Linked DNA regions of Homo sapiens: region 1 is linked to region 2. The links are chromatin loops, found by intact Hi-C in ENCODE. Cell type or tissue: CD4-positive, alpha-beta T cell. All regions are shown on one strand. Region 1 overlaps TRABD2A (TraB domain containing 2A). Region 2 overlaps DNAH6 (dynein axonemal heavy chain 6).

Evidence for each region. Peaks named below come from ENCODE experiments on the same cell type or tissue, not always from the same donor. Only the 100,000 strongest peaks of a DNase experiment are listed, where the experiment ranks them.
Region 1: a loop joins it to region 2, with 2.2 times the contacts of the local background. A loop is called at or near these places in 5 of 110 quality-filtered maps.

What each region holds. Positions count from the first base shown.
Region 1 is chr2:84,855,953-84,860,952 of GRCh38, forward strand. All of the region lies in intron 2 of TRABD2A (TraB domain containing 2A), which reads right to left. Among named protein-coding and RNA genes, the nearest start is that of TRABD2A, 23 kb to the right of the region's middle. In CD4-positive, alpha-beta T cell, a CTCF peak has its summit at 2,356 (motif pointing left); DNase peaks (open chromatin) are centred at 39 and 1,109; H3K4me3 peaks cover 626 bases; H3K27ac peaks cover 4,674 bases.
Region 2 is chr2:84,649,438-84,654,437 of GRCh38, forward strand. DNAH6 (dynein axonemal heavy chain 6) reads left to right here. Exons shown (of 77, transcript NM_001370.2): 34 at 3,882-4,437. Among named protein-coding and RNA genes, the nearest start is that of DNAH6, 140 kb to the left of the region's middle. In CD4-positive, alpha-beta T cell, no CTCF peak of the experiment used is centred here; no DNase peak of the experiment used is centred here.

The DNA of each region.
Region 1 (5,000 bases), 210 kb after region 2:
TGCATATGAAAGGCACCGCCCATTACGCGGCTCACAGTGGCCCGCACCACCCCACTAGCCTCCCCGCACTCAAACAAAGGGCCTCGCATCTGTTCAAGCGCAGGCCTCACCTTCTGGAGTGTGGAGTTGTTGTGTCTTCTTTTTATCTTAGTTCACTTTTGAGAGCCATTCAGTCCCTTGAAGTATAGTTAAGAAGAGTAGGGGAAGGGTCTCCCTTGCCCTCAGACCATTCACCCAGATAATTTTTTAAGACATCTTGAGGGTGTCTGGTCCTTGCCTCCCCACCTCACCTAGGTCTCCGTGCAGTGGGGAGGTCCTTCTCAGGCTCATTTTCTACCTTCGCAGCCACTCTTCCAAATACCTCCTCCCTTACCTGAAAAGGGACTATTCCCTTGGAAGAGTCTAGACTGGCCCCTCAAACCAAGGAGGTGATGAAAGTCCTGCTCCTTCTTGTCATGTGAATGGATGCTGCCAGACTCGGGAGCTAAAGCTTCCACACACTTCTTTGGATGTCTAGGTCTGCTTTTTGGCAGAGGCAGCAGGGAAGCGCTTCTCAAAACTTGAACCTGAGTTCTCAACAAAAGGACTCAAGCATAAGGACGAGATAAACTGATCTTCAGTGACATTTTAATCTGAAGAAGTGCTATGTTGTCAATGATGACGGTTCCTGAACACCAGGAGGGCACACAGCCTGGAAGAATGCACATGGCCAGCTGGACCTTCCCTCTCTTTTCTTCCCGCTGCCTCCTGGACACCCCCGAAGTCTTCTGCTCGCTTTGGTCACATCTCCTGACCATTTTTTCTCCTTTTCAATCAGTTCAGCTCCAGCCCTGACTTCCAAGGGCTAAATGAGCACATCCATCTTCTCCCGTTACACACTAAATTGTGTCCCCGCCAAAGGTCATGTTGAAGTTCTAACCTCCCATGTCACCATATTTGGAGAAAGGGCCTTTAAGAAGGTAATTAAAGTTGAATGAGGTCATAAGGGCGGGGCCCTGACCCAACAGGACTGTGACCTTGTAAAAAGAGGAAGAGTCGCCAGAGCTGTCTCTCCTGAGGCTCACACAGAGAAAAGGCTGTGTGAGGTCACAGCAAGAAGACACCGTCTGCAAGCCAAGGAGAGAGGATTCGCCCTGATCTTGAACTTGGAGCCTCCAGAACTGTGAGACATAAGTTTCTGTGGTTGAAGCCACCTAGGCTGTGGTATTCTGTTACAGCAGCCCAAGCAGGCTAATACACTTCCTTCCCCCAAATCCCACACAATGCTGGGGCAACAATAAGAATAAATACTAATTTCTCCATCTCCAAGGCCTAGTAAATGTCCAGCCTCTACCAAGCACTTCCTGACTGTCTCAGAAGGTCTCCATTCTTGTAACTTTTACTGCTTGGTAGGTAAGTTTCCTTTACATTTTATAAAGTTGTGACAAGACAACCCAGCTTCAAGACTATGTCAACAAACTATGAAGAATCATATGAAGAACCAAATCAAAAGCACAATAAAGCTAATAACCCACCCTTAACCGCATGTGAACTTGTGCCTGGGGCCAGTTAGGCATGAGTGCTAAGCAGTTCATCTGAATGATTATCAACTATATCAGTTCCACAGAGTCCCTGGCATTTCTCTTAATTTTCTGCAATATCCATGATCAGCATCCATGTCAGGTTTTCCCTTGTACAACAAACTACATGACAATCACTATCAAGTCCACACATGAAGCAACTCAATAAGTCAAATATCTCACTCCCCAGCTGTCTTAGTTCCCAGACTCCCGATGTCTTCCTTCTGACGGCCCGGGATCCCAGCAAAGAGGCAACCTCCAACACCACTGCCAGGTAGATGGGTGTCTCCCCCTACCCAGCCACACTCAGCGGTCAAATGCCTTGTCCTGCAGCACTGCTGTGTGCTATCCCTCCCTCCACTTTATTTTCTATTTTGTTAGAGAGACAGAGTCTTGCTCTGTCACCCGGGCCAGAATGCAATGGCACAATCATAGCTCATTGTAGCCTCAAACTTGTGGGCCCAAGTGATCTTCCTGCCTTAGCCTCCTGAGTAGCTAGGACTACAGGCGCTCACCACCATGCCCAGCTAATGTTTCACTTTTTGTAGAGACGGGGTCTTGTTATGTTACCCAGGCTGGTCTTGAACTCCCAGCCAGCCTCAAGCAATCCTCCTGCCTCAGCCTCCCAAAATGCTAGGATTAAAGGCTTGAGTCACCATGTCCAGCCTCTCCCTCCCCACTAAAAATAGCTTCTGTATAGCCGTTCTATGCATAGAACACACCTGAGTTTCCCAGCCCCACACTCTAGCTCCCTCCAACATCGTCTCCCACCAGACCCCTACACAAATGCTCATATAGCCAACCCAGCCTGCCACCCTGTGGCCAGCAGAGCACAAATTTTCCCAGATTTGCCTGCGCTTTTGGCCCATTCAGAATAGCTGTCTGTTTTTCCTACCTGACTAAATGCTAGCCTTCCCTTGAAAATCCAGCTCAAATTCCAGTATGTTCATTAATCTGGATAACATTTAGAAAATAAAGTTTGTATACCTTTTCCTCATCAATCACATTCTTAGGCAGTTATTCTACCATGACAGCCCCAGAGAAGGAGGAAGGGACTAAAACTGGGTTCATGAGGATAGGCTGTGCCCAAAATCCACCCCACCACAGGGATGTCTGTCACTTCTGCTCCCAGCAACCAAGGGCCTCGGGGCAGCCTTCATTTTCAGGCTCTTCAATCAATATGAGGCTCCCTGAAGTTCAGGACTGGTTTGGAGAGAAGCTACAAAGCTGCACCACACATGGTTCCATAGTGTAACAGTTATCATGTCTGCTTTACACACTGAAGGTCCTGGGTTCAAACTCCAGTGGAACCATGGGGTGGTTGATTCCCATTTGGCCATGCACAGTGGTCCACACCTGTAATCCCCATGCTTTGGGAGGCAGAGGTGGGAGGATCTTTAGATGCCAGGAGTTTGAGGCCAGCCAAGCAACATAGCAAGACCCCATCTCTACAGAAATAAAAAATTTTTTAAAAACCTGCATCACAGATTCAAAAACTACCCCTCACAAGGGAAGGAAGGTCTCTGCCCCCACAGCCCATGAGCCACACACCGACTACTGCCCTCGGGGTGTGTTTAACTTTCACTTTTTTATTGTTTAGAAGTTACTCCCCAGGAAAATGGCACACTAACATTATTGTGTAAGCAGCATCTCTGCCCTGGTGGCAGGAAGGAAATGATTCTGGGAAGATCAACAGAAGAGAAAAAGTCAGGGTAAAGATGGAAACAGCCAGCAAAGAGTAAATGCTGTAGTTTGGTCTTTTAATACAGTATGGCCGGATTGAGCTATCAGAAAACTACCTCCCTCCAATTGCACCCAGCAATTAGTAAACACCCACATGTGCAAGGCACTATGCTAGACCCATACCAAAAAAAAGTGGGGGTAAATCAAGATCCTTGCTCTCTAGAAGTTTATGTGCCAGGCCAGAAGACAAAATAAACATCTGGAAAGTTAATCACCAACAAAAGAATTAAATAACCATAAGCGTGATAATTCAACAGCCACCGCATGGAAGCAAATGAATAACTTCTCATTGGTGGTATGGACAGCAGACGCTATGAGTTCAGGAGAAAAGAGGGTCTTCTGAGCCCTGCAACTTGAGGTAACGCACTGTGGCAATACAAGAACAGGACTGGAGCAGGGACCAAGAATAGGACCCAATGGTTCTCCAACTTGCTTGTGCATCAGAAACACCCAGAGGGCCGGTTAGATCAAAGATGGCTGGCCCCACCCCAGAGTTTCCAGTTCAGGAGGTCTGGGATGGGGGTTCCAAATTTTGCATTACTAATAAGTTGCAGATGATGCTGATGCTGCCAGTCCAGGGACACACTTTGAGAACCACTGGTTTAGCCTGAACATTCTACATCACAGGTAGGAAACTGGCAGTCCAAATGGCCTATCTGGCTCATGGCTCGGTCTCATTTATTTTTTGGAGAGATGGGGGGGGGTCTCACTATGTTGTCCAGGCTGGTCTCGAACTCCTGGGCTCAAGTGAACTTTGCTATAAGAGAATTAGCCACAATGCAAGCACCTGCCATGAACTTGGCACAGCTGGACACTCTCCTCCCCACCACACACGCATCAAGGTGAAAAACCTTCTACAGAATGTTTTCACTTTGATTGGACACCTAAAGACAGCTTTGAAATGATGCAAAATCTCCTTCCTGTCAAAGTTGCTCAAACTTTGCAACTTTACCCTGGGTCTGTGTTATGGGCTGAACTGTGTACCCCTTAAGTTCATATGCCCAAGTCCTAACCATCCATCCCCCCATACCTCTGGAAATGACTATTTGGAGATAGAGCCTTTAAGTGAAAAGGGCGGGCCATAATCCAGTATGACTGGTGTCCATATAAGAAGAGGAGACTAGGTCACAGACAGACAGAGGGACGAAGACGTGAAGACAGAAGGAGAAGACAGCCATGTGCAAGTCAAGGAGAGAGGCCTTGGAAGAAACCAGCCTTGCCGACACTAGAAATTCTCAGACTTCTAGCCTCTAGAATCATGAGGCCGACACTTTCTGTTGTTTAAGCCACCCGGTTGGTGGTACTTGGTTTATGGCAGCCCTAGCAAACTAATACAAACCCTCATGTCCACTGCAGTTATTTAACAGTGATTTCTACATCATCTCCTAGGGAGAGGACCAGAAAAGCAAGAAGAAAGCTCCAGTCTTGTGCTGTTAGAATCCATTTCCTAAGCCTCCTTTTCTCTGCTTATTTCCTTCTCTCTTTCATCCTCCACAGTTTCTCCTCTCTGCCTTGTAGGCAATGGCGCCTGCTTTCTGAAATGTCACAGCAACAGCAGAGTCAGGGTTGGGGGTTGTTGGTGAGGTGGAGAAGGTGTGTGGGGTCATCCCCAGATCACCCACTGGCAGAAGCCAGATGTAGGCCACATTTGAGAAGCAGAGCCAGGGCTGGGTAGGAATGTGAAGGGTTGACAGGATC
Region 2 (5,000 bases):
TCCCTTTAGCCATTCTTCATGGTAGATCTGCTGGCTACAAATTCATTTCCTTTTCCTTTATCTGAGAATGTCTTGATTTCCCTTCATTCCAGAGGGATATTTCCCCTGGATATAGGATTCTGGAGTGACAGTTCTTTCAGGACTTGAAAGCTGTTGTACCATATACTTCCCAGGTACACCATGAAATTCTGTGCAGCCATAAAAAGGAATGAGATCATGTTCCTTTTCAGGAACATGGATGAAGCTGGACACCATTATCCTCAGCAAACTATAAAAAGGAATGAGATCATGTTCCTTTTCAGGGACATGGATGAAGCTGGACACCATTATCCTCAGCAAACTAACGCAGGAACAGAAAACCAAACACCACATGTTCCCACTTATAAGTGGGAGCTGAAAAATGATGGGTTGATAGGTGCAGCAAACCACCATGGCACACACTTACCTATGTAACAAACCTGCACATCCTGCACATGTACCCCAGAACTGAAAATAAAACATTTTTTTAAAAAGATGTTTTCCACTTCCTGTCAGCCTGCATGGTCTCTGATGAGAATTCTGTTGTCATTTTATGTGTTTTTTTCCCTGTTCATAAGGTGTCATTTTTTTTTTCTTCTGGCTGCTGCTAAAATTGTTTTCTTTGTCTTCCATTTTTAGAAGTTGGACTATGTTGTATCTTCATATGGATTTCTTCGGGTTTATCCTGTTTTAGATTTGATCAACTTCTTAAATCTGTAGGTTCATGCTTTTTGGCAAATGTGTGACATTTTCAGTCATTATTTCTCTGAATACTTCTTCAGCTCTTTCATCCTTCCCCATCATTTGAGACTCCAGTGACACAAATATTAGATCTTTTGTTATATTTCCACAGGTCCCCAAGAGCTTCTCATTTCTTTTTTCAGACAATATTCTCCGTCTTGTTCAGATTGGGTAACTTCTATTATTCTATCTTGCAGTTTACCAAATCTTTCCTCTGTCCCTTCCATTTTGCTCTTGAACCCATCTATTGATTTTTTTGTTATTGTATTTTTTCAGTTCTAAAATTTCTAATAGGCTCTCTGTATTTTTTTTTTTTGGCTGAGATGTCCTTATATTCTTTTGTTTCTATTGTGTTCATAATGGGTCCTTAAAACATTTTTATGATGACTGTTTTAAGATAATGATCTCACCTGTGTGTAGTCACATGTACCTATAGTCTTGGCTAGTCAGAAGGCTGAGGCGGGAAGACTGTTTGAACCCAGGAGTTCAAGGCCAGCCTGGGCAGTATAGTGAGACCCTATCCCTTAAGAAATAAAATAAATTTGTCAGACAGTTTTAACGTTTCTCTCATCTCAGTGTTAGCATCTATTGATTGTCTCTCTTAGTTCAGTTTGAGATCTTTCTGGCTTTTGATGTGATGAATGATTTTCATTGAAACCTACTTATCTGAGGTATTATGTTATGAGACTCTAGATCTTATTTAAACTTATTTTAGCTGGCTTTTCCTGATGCCACACCAGCAAGAGAAATTAGAAATGCAACTTTGTTACTGCCAGGTGGGGATAGAATTCAAGCTTTATTGATATCTGGTGGGAGCAGTCATTTCTGCTGTGTAGGGGTGGGAGTTCCAGCTCCCTGGCAGTCCTCCAGTGATATTGTCCTGGATAGAAGAGTAGAAGCGCCTCATTACTGTTCCCCACGTGACCTCCACTGATGCCACAAGGGAAGACAGCTTTATTACCCCTGGACAGTGGTAAAAGTCCTGACTCTCCACTGATCCTCCTCTGATTCCACCTGTCAGAGAGCAGAAGGGGTGCTTCATTATTCTTGGGTAGGGCTGGAAGTCCAGGCTTCCCATATGGTCTACACTAATACCAAAGGGGGCATCATTACTTCCCAGTGAGGATGAAAGTACATCCCTATTTGGCCTTCTCTGACACCGTGGGAGAATGAGAAGAGGAATTTCAGGAGACTTGTTACACCCTAGCTAGAGTGGAAGTCTGGGCTCCGCACTCAGTGTCTGCTGGTGAGGGTAGGAATAAATACCTCAGGATTTTTCTGTGGTGTTTGGTTAGAGTAGAGCAGTTATTGCCTAAAAGTTTTCTGTCTTGCTGGGCTGCCCCTTTCCTGGGCTGCCCCTTTCCTGGTCCTTTGGATAAAGACAGTAAGCTTTTCCTGGGGCTTTTTTTTTTAAATCTGTGCCCATTGGCATTTCTAGATTGCCAGGATGTAAAAGACAAAAAGACACAAGGGACTAGTCACTGTGTTATTGCTTGCATCTTAAGGTACCTAGCCAGTCTGACTTCTCTCTACCTTTCAGAGTCTTCTTTTATTTATTTTATTTAATGTACAGGGATTTTAGTTGTACTTAATGGAAGGAATAGGGAAAAGTAAATCTGTTCCATCTTTCTGGAGAAATAAGTTGGTTGACACTTTCATGTATTACCTTTAATACATTTCTATTTTTACAGCTGTTGCTTTTTCAATTCGTTATATATCTTGAGCATCTTTTTCATGTTAGTATATATGCATGAGTCTTTTTTTTTTTACTGCTGCTAGATTGCTATTATATAAGATGGTACTTTGAGACATAATAAACCTATAGAACTACTTTAACATGAAAGGTCTTCTATATGGACATTTAGATTTTTTCCTAATTGTTTTCTATTCTAATAATGAATATTCCTATACATATATCTTTGCACACGTATGATATTTCTACAGGGGAGATTCCTGGAAGTAAGTTTCCTAGGTCATAGGGTTTGCACATTTTTTATTTAAATAGATTAAATCAAATTGTCTTCCAAAGATGACTTACCCTTTTATATTAACATAAGTGGTTTTACGAAGGCGCCTATTTCCCCATAAGTGTTTTAAAGAGAGGCCAAATGTAGTAGCCTATTTTAATAGTCATTTCTTTAACTATTAGAGTCATTGGGAATCATTTCCTATGTTCATTATTTATTTATAATTATTATTCTTGGAGCATGTTCCTATTGTACTCTTACTTATTGATTTATAGAAAGTCATAATCTTTATCTGATATAAACATTGGAAATGTTTTTCTAAGTCTCTCATTCATGCTTTAAGTTTGTATATAAAGCCTTTTATCTCACAGAAGTTTGATTTTTGTCTGTTTTTCTTTGTTCACTGTCAACTTTTTTTACAGTTGTAGATTTCCTGCCTTTCTTAGAAAGACCGCCTTACCACAATGTTGCAAAATTTAGCTCTTCTACTTTCTTCTAGTACTTTCATCACTTTATGTAAGGTTTTAACTGTATCACAAATGTATTTGTGTATATAATGTGAGGTAAAGATTTAGCTTCTTTTTTCCCATTGAAACATCTCATACTAACTGTTTCCTATAGAAATAGTCACATTTTTCCTTCCTTCTTGCATGATGCTAATTTTAATTATACATTCATCTTATTTTTCTGAATAGCCACATACAGTTAATGAGTATATGTAAGTGATTTTAGGAAAAGTTGAGCTATAAATATAATTTTTAAACAAAATTTTAAAATAATTTTAAATTTTTAAGTGAGATATTTTATAATTTTTTTAATAATTAAAAATAAGTTCATCACCTTCTATATGTTTGGTACTATGCCATGTACTGTGGGAAATACAGAAAGAAACATAAGAGATATCACTTACTCCCAAGAAGCTCCTAATATACTTAGGAACATTGGTCTACTGTACAGGAAACAAACAAAATCATACATGATATCAGAGAAATGATAGATTCTGGTACAGCACATAGGACAAACTAATACTGTACATGTCAGAAGAGAAAGATCAATGAGAAACAATAAGACTCATAATATTTCATTGATTGTAACAAATACGGGAAAATATCAATGACCAGTTGTTCCTAATTGATTTTATTTTTGTTTTGACAGTGGAATCATATCTGACCTTTTTCCTGGAGTCCAAATTCCAGAACATGATTATGGTATTTTACAATCAACAATTGTGGATGTCATGAATAGACAAAATCTTCAGCCTGAGATGTGTATGGTTAGAAAGGTGATACAGTTTTATGAAACTATGCTAGTAAGGCATGGTGTTATGTTAGTCGGGCCAACAGGAGGCGGCAAGACCACAGTTTACCGAATACTAGCAGAAACTTTAGGGAATTTACAAAAACTTGGGATAGAAAATTCCTTTTACCAAGCAGTTAAAACATATGTTCTCAACCCTAAATCAATTACCATGGGTGAATTATATGGAGAGGTTAATAACTTAACCTTGGAATGGAAAGATGGTTTGATGGCACTAAGTGTCCGAGCAGCTGTGAATGATACTTCAGAAGACCATAAATGGATCATCAGTGATGGGCCAGTAGATGCTCTTTGGATTGAAAACATGAATACAGTGCTGGATGATAACAAGATGCTTTGCCTGGCTAACAGTGAGAGGATTAAACTCACACCTCAAATTCACATGCTTTTTGAGGTAAGTGTACACATTACTGTGGAGTGAAATCATTCATTAAATTGGCATACTATCGTTACATTTTTTTCTCACACTGATGTAGCCTTTACTATCTATAATGTCTATTATTGTGTTCTGTTTACTTACTTATTAAGTCATCCTTTTGTAATAGATTGACAGTCAAAGTCTCAAATGTTCTTGTCTCTATAAATAGGAAGTACAATAAACTCTGGCTTCCCTGAGAGAGGGAGAGAGAGAAAGAGAGAGAGAGAGAGAAAGAAAGAGGAGAGAGAGAGAGAGCTTTGTATCATTTGAAATGCATTTTAAATTAAAAATTATTGCATTTAATAAGAATAAATTATCCCACCATGATATGAATATTTGATGAGGGATTGGGAGAGGAATGTGGACCAAGTACAGCTACCAACATTATGAAGGATGCCACCTGTGTTCTATTCATTCATCAAATACTGATTGAATGTCTAGTATGTGCTAGGGATTCTAATACAAGAATGAACAGGAGAAAAGAGAAAAGCAAAGAGAAGAAAGAAAAAAATAACTAGCCCTGCCCATAGAGTTTGACA